Regions from separate parts of the Homo sapiens genome. Here region 1 is linked to region 2. Evidence: read pairs that join two places in POLR2A ChIA-PET (ENCODE). Cell type or tissue: Panc1. All regions are shown on one strand. Links, peaks and the distances in the headings refer to the core of each region. The heading gives the core; the rest is flanking DNA.

Region 1 (2,904 bases), core at 209-2,708, 80 kb after region 2:
ACCCCAGAGGCAGAGGTTGCAGTGATCCAAGATGGCGCCACTGCACTCCAGCCTGGGCAACAGTGTGAGCACCTGTCTCAAAACCAAAACAAAAACACACTCTTATTGAGCTCCTACTGTGTGCCAGAACCATGCTAGGTGCTGGGGACACAAAAGTGAGTGGGACAGACAAGTTTCCCTTACTGGGGAAGAAGACAGAACATCCAAAGGATAAAGAATGAGCAAGAGAATTCCAGACAGTGATGCGGGCACCAGGAATTAAATTGAAGTTGTGCTGGAGGGTGACTCCACAGTGTGGTCAAGGAGGGCTCTCTGAGGAGGGACCTGAAGCCCCGAGGAGGAGAAGCAGAAAAGAGGAGCAGGTGGGGAGACCTGGGGGTGGGCTGCAGGCTTCAGGCAAAGGCCTGTGGTAGGACTGAGCTTGCATTTGCACTTGCAGAGGAAGTGCGGGGAGCACCCCAGCCCAGGAGGTATCTGGCCCGAGGGGACCCTCTCAGCCTACCCCTGCCCCTCCCTGTCCCCGGAGGCTGAGGCTAAGAGGCAAGGTGCGGGCCAGGCTGGAGGAAATGGGGCCAAGACCCGTCTGGCCAGCAGACTCTCCTGGGACTGCTAATATCCCAAGTGCTGGTGACAAGACACAGCCCCGGGTGGCAGGGGGCTGGGGGCCTGAGACTCCGTAAACAGCCCTGGCTCGTAAAGCTGATCAAAGCAGCAGGCCTGTCCCAGCCCTGGCCACTTCCTGCAGGGCCCAGAGCCCTGGCCTGTGGGAGATCCTGGGAAGGGCCTCTCAGCAGAGGCTGCTTTGGGGTCTCTAGGCACTGGGGGCAGGGGCAGGGGCAGGGCCAGGTCCCCGAGCCTGTCCTGGCTTCGGTTTTCCCTCTTGTTTTGCAATGAAGACTGGCTGGAACCTCTGAGAAGCCTGTTTCACTGCATGTCTTTGACAAAAGCTTGGCCTCTGGAACCGGAGGTCTGGGGGTTTGAATCCCAGTCCTGCTACGGTGTGACCTCAGGCAGTGACACCCGCACCTCCCCTACCGCCCAAAACTGTCCTTAGCTCTAAAATGAGGATAATGATGGTACCTATTTCAACAGCCTTAGACTGTGAAATTTTATTGATATGATTTCTAATTATAGTTCATTAATTATCTAATGACAACAGTGACAGTAGCAGGCATCCTGGTGGAAAAGGCATCCCAGGTTGCAGGACTGGCTGAGGTTTGTGGAGCCAACGGCAAGGATTGTTGGGAAGGTCCCGGCTCCCATGTGCTCCTCCTGGGCCAGGTCTGGGCAAAGAGAGGCCCCGAGGTGGAGGATTTCCAGGCGGAGTGGAGGTTGCCAGGGCTACAGCCCCTGGCCTGACGTGAAGTAGCTTTTCCCAGGCCTGGCTCCAAGACCCCAGGGGTCTCACTCTCTCAAATCGGCCTGAGAAGATTTGAGGATGAAAACAGACCCAGGACTCGGCCAAGTCTCCCCTCCCTGTTACCCACTCAGCCTGGCCCCACCCTCTCACGCCCGGACTGTTGCGGTGGCCTCCTGGGCTCCCTGCCTCCCATTCAGTCCCCTTCGGTCCCCTTTTGGCCACAGAAGCTAAGTCAGACAGACCCTGTCCCTCTGCTCAGAGCCCTCCAGGGTTCCCACCCCACTCACAAAGCCTGAGCCCTCCCACAGCCCACAGGCCCAACCAGCCAAGGCGGAGTAGGCCTGTCACCTCCCAACGCCTCCCTGTCACTCACTGAGATACCGCCTCACCACGTAAAACCACCACGGCCCGCATGCCAGCTGCCTCTCCCGGCCTGGTGTTTTCATTTTCTTTAGCACTGGTTCCCTTCTGACGCCTGGTATAAAATCCCTGTTCATCTTCTCCGTCTCTGCCACAGGAGAGTCAGCACCATGAGGGCAGGGATTTTTGTTTTTGTTTTCTTCCATTTTGTTCCCAGCCATATCTATACCCAGTTCCTAAAACTGGAGGCACTTAATAGGTGTCTGTGGGAGGCAGGAACGGGTCCTCACCAGCTCTAGGGGCAGGTACTATCGTTATTTCCACTTTACGAAGGAGGAAGTGAAATTGAGCAAGACCTCACACAGCTGGGAAGCGGAAAGTCAGTGCCTTGATGATCATGATGATGATGATGATAACAACAGCTAAGATATATTAAGCACCTACTGTGTGCCAGGCACCGTTCTGGGTGCTGGAACAATAGCAAAAGAAAAACACCAGGTGCGGCCGGCAAGGTGGTGTGTGCTTATAATTCCAGCATTTTGAAAAGCCGAGGCAGGCAGATCACTTGAGCCCAGGAGTTTAAGACCAGCCTGGCCAACATGGTGAAACCCCGTCTCTACTAAAAATACAAAAATTAGGCTGGGCGCAATGGCTCACACCTGTAATCCCAGCACTTTGGGAGGCCGAGGAGGGAGGATTACCTAAGGTCGGGAGTTCGAGACCAGCCTGGCCAACATGGAGAAACCCCCATCTCTACTAAAAATACAAAATTAGCTGGGTGTGGTGGCGCATGCCTGTAATCCCAGCTACGAGGGAGGCTGAGGCCGGAGAATCGCTTGAACCTAGGAGGCGGAGGCTGCAGTGAGCTGAGATCGTGCCATCGCTCTGAGCGACAAGAGCAAAACTCCGTCTGAAAACAAAACAAAATAAAACAAAAAACAGCACGAAAATTAACCTGGTGTGGTGGCACATGCCTGTAATCCTAGCTGCTCAGGAGGCTGAGGCAGGAGAATTGCTTGAACCTGGGAGGCAGAGGCTGCAGTGAGCCAAGATTGTGCCAAGGAAGAAAAGGAAAAGAAGAAAAATACCAGGTGCATTGTAAGTACGTTACAGCAGATAACTCTTGGAATCCTCAGTGGGGCCCTCTGTGGAGGGGACTATTACTGTCCCCATTTCACAGATGT
Region 2 (2,904 bases), core at 146-2,645:
GGCTGAGGCAGGAGGATTGCTTGAGCCCAGGAGGTCAAGGCTGCAATAAGCCAAGATTGTACCACTGCACTCCAACCTGGATGACACAACGGGACCCTATCTCAAAGATAAAAAAAAATAACAATTTTTAAAAAGTAACCCTCATTTTGTCCTTTAAACAACTTTGTCTGTTCCATAGCTTGGTTGATACTTGATCATCAAAAAGAACCAACCTTTGTCTATCCAGGTGTGGTGGCACGTGCCTGCAGTCCCAGCTACTCAGGAGGCTGAGGCGAGAAGATCACTTGAGCCCAGGAGTTCAAGGCTTCACGGAGCTATGATTGTGCCACCGCACTGCAGCCTGGGCGACAGGGGGAACTTGTTTCAAAAAACAAAACAAAAGCTTTTGTCTTCCTTTACCTCCCTGAATATGCAGTAGTTTGCTATGACAAATGTATTCCCATGGTAATGCTCTATTCCCGACTAAATATCTTTTTCTTCTAGGGAGCCTCTCTCTGTTATTTAGGTTGACATATATGGTGTCAGAAATGGGACCTGAAAAAGATTAGTACTGGAAGAAATCGGTGATTCTTGGAACTGGTGTACAGTATTCACTAGAGCCCTTTGAGCGCACTGCTTCCATGGCTCCCCTTTTCTGCCCTGGTGAGTCTTCTCTCAGGTTGAGCCTCCCTCTTTTTGGTAGAGGCTTTTTTGTTTTGTTTTGTTTTAGAGACAGGGTCTCACTCTATCCCCTAGACTGGAATATAATGGCACAATCATAGCTCACTGCAGCCTTGAACTCCTGGGCTCAAGTGATCCTCCTGCCTCAGCCTCCCAAGTAGCTGGGACTATAGACGTGCCACCACACCCACCTAATTTTTTTTTTTTTTTTTTTTTTTGTAGAAGCAGGGACTTGCTATGTTGCCCAAGCTGGTCTTGAACTCCTGGCCTCAAGTGATCCGCCCTCCTCAGGCTCCCAAAGTGCTGGGATTACAGGCGTGAGCCACATGCCTGGCCAAAAGTGTGCGCTTTTTTTTTTTTTTTTTTTTTTTGACGGAATCTCAGTCTTTCTCCCAGGCTGGAGTGCAGTGGTGCAGTCTCTGCTCACTGCAAGCTCTGTCTCCCGGGTTCACGCCATTCTCCTGCCTCAGCCTCCCGAGTAGGTGGGACTACAGGTGCCCGCCACCATGCCTGGCTAATTTTTTTGTATTTTTAGTAGAGACGGGGTTTCACTGTGTTAGCCAAGATGGTCTCAATCTCCTGACCTCGTGATCCGCCCACCTCGGCCTCCCAAAGTGCTGGAATTACAGGCGTGAGCCACCACACCTGGCCAAAAAATGTGTTCTTTATTGAAAATAAAAGAATAATTTTGTTTAATTTGGAGATTATGTAAGTTTTTTGAAAATATGGGCTGGCTGGGCGCGGTGGCTCACGCCTGTAATCCCAGCACTTTGGGAGGCTGAGGCGGGCAGATCACCTGAGGTCAGGAGTTTGAGACCAGCCTGGCCAGCATGATGAAACCCCATCTTTACTAAAAATACAAAAATTAGCTGGGCGTGGTGGCACGTGCCTATAGTCCCAGCTACATGGAAAGCTGAGGCAGGAGAATCACTTGAACCTAGGAGGAGGAGCTTGCAGTGAGCCGAGATTGCGCTAATGCACTCCAGCCTGGGCGACAGAGCGAGACTCTGTCTCAAAAACAGAAAAGAAAAAAAAAAGAAAATATGGACTTATGAAGGAAATAGAAACAAGATAGTAAGAAAACCAATAACTGAGAGACAGAGATATGAAGGAAGTTATGGTTATGAAGATATATTTTTTAAAAGGAAAGTTGAAAAGAATAATTTTGTATGGGAAAGAGTCTCTGGTAAATTTATGTTCTAAAGTAAAATGATTGGTATTTAATGAAGAGGAAGTATAAGACAGGGCACAGAGTCAAAGCACATCATCAATGGTCTGAATAAGTCATGATGGTGTTCATGAAGGGAGAACTTATGAAAGGCATTTTGTGTGTCATCAAGTTGGCTATAATTAGAAGGGAATTATTTCTACGTCTTTCTAAAGATAGATTAAAAATACACTGATAGAAAACTAAAAAATTCATATCCCCTATGTTAAAACAACTAGGTTTTCTTTTTTCTTTTCTTTTTTTTTTTTGAGACGGAGTCTCGCTCCGTCGCCCAGGCTGGAGTGCAGTGGCACGATCTCAGCTCACTGCAAGCTCCACCTCCCAGGTTCACGCCATTCTCCTGCTTCAGCCTCCCGAGTAGCTGGGACTACAGGTGCCCACCACCACGCCCGGCTAATTTTTTCTATTTTTTAGTAGAGACCGGGTTTCACTGTGTTAGCCAGGATGGTCTCAATCTCCTGACCTCGTGATCCGCCTGCCTCGGCCTCCCAAAGTGCTGGGATTACAGGCGTGAGCCCCTGCCCCTGGCCCAGGTTTTCTTCTTCTTTTTTTTTTTTTTTTTCTCTGAGACAGAGTCTCGCTCTGTCACCCAGGCTGGGGTGCAGTGTCGCGATCTCGGCTCACTGCAACCTCCGCCTCCCAGGTTCAAGCAATTCTCCGTGTCTCAGCCTCCCGAGTAGCTTGGACTACAGGCACACTGCCACGCCCACCTAATTTTTGTTATTGTTGTTGTTGAGACAGAGTCTTGCTGTGTCGCCCAGGCTAGAGTGCAGTTGCGTGATCTCGGCTCACTGCAACCTCTGCCTCCCTGGTTCAAGCCATTCTCCTGCCTCAGCCTCCTGAGTAGCTGGGATTACAGGCGCACACCACCATGATTTTTAGTAGAGACAGGGTTTCACCATGTTGGTCAGGCTAGTCTCGAACTCCTGACCTCAGGTGATCTGCCCCCCTCGGCCTCCCAAAGGGCTGGGATTACAGGCATGAGCCACCTTGCCTGGCAGGTTTTCTTTTTCTTT

The links. Peaks named below come from ENCODE experiments on the same cell type or tissue, not always from the same donor. Only the 100,000 strongest peaks of a DNase experiment are listed, where the experiment ranks them.
Region 1: POLR2A ChIA-PET joins it to region 2 with 11 read pairs; 8 of 35 experiments call an interaction of 5 or more read pairs at or near these places.

Annotation. Positions count from the first base shown.
Region 1 is chr20:50,039,628-50,042,531 of GRCh38, forward strand. TRERNA1 (translation regulatory long non-coding RNA 1) reads right to left here and starts at 2,002. Exons shown (of 2, transcript NR_051976.1): 1 at 1,750-2,002; 2 at 1,080-1,422. RefSeq lists an enhancer at 1,768-1,967. In Panc1, for the core only: no CTCF peak of the experiment used is centred there; no DNase peak of the experiment used is centred there.
Region 2 is chr20:49,959,657-49,962,560 of GRCh38, forward strand. No RefSeq gene overlaps it. Among named protein-coding and RNA genes, the nearest start is that of SNAI1, 22 kb to the right of the region's middle. In Panc1, for the core only: no CTCF peak of the experiment used is centred there; no DNase peak of the experiment used is centred there.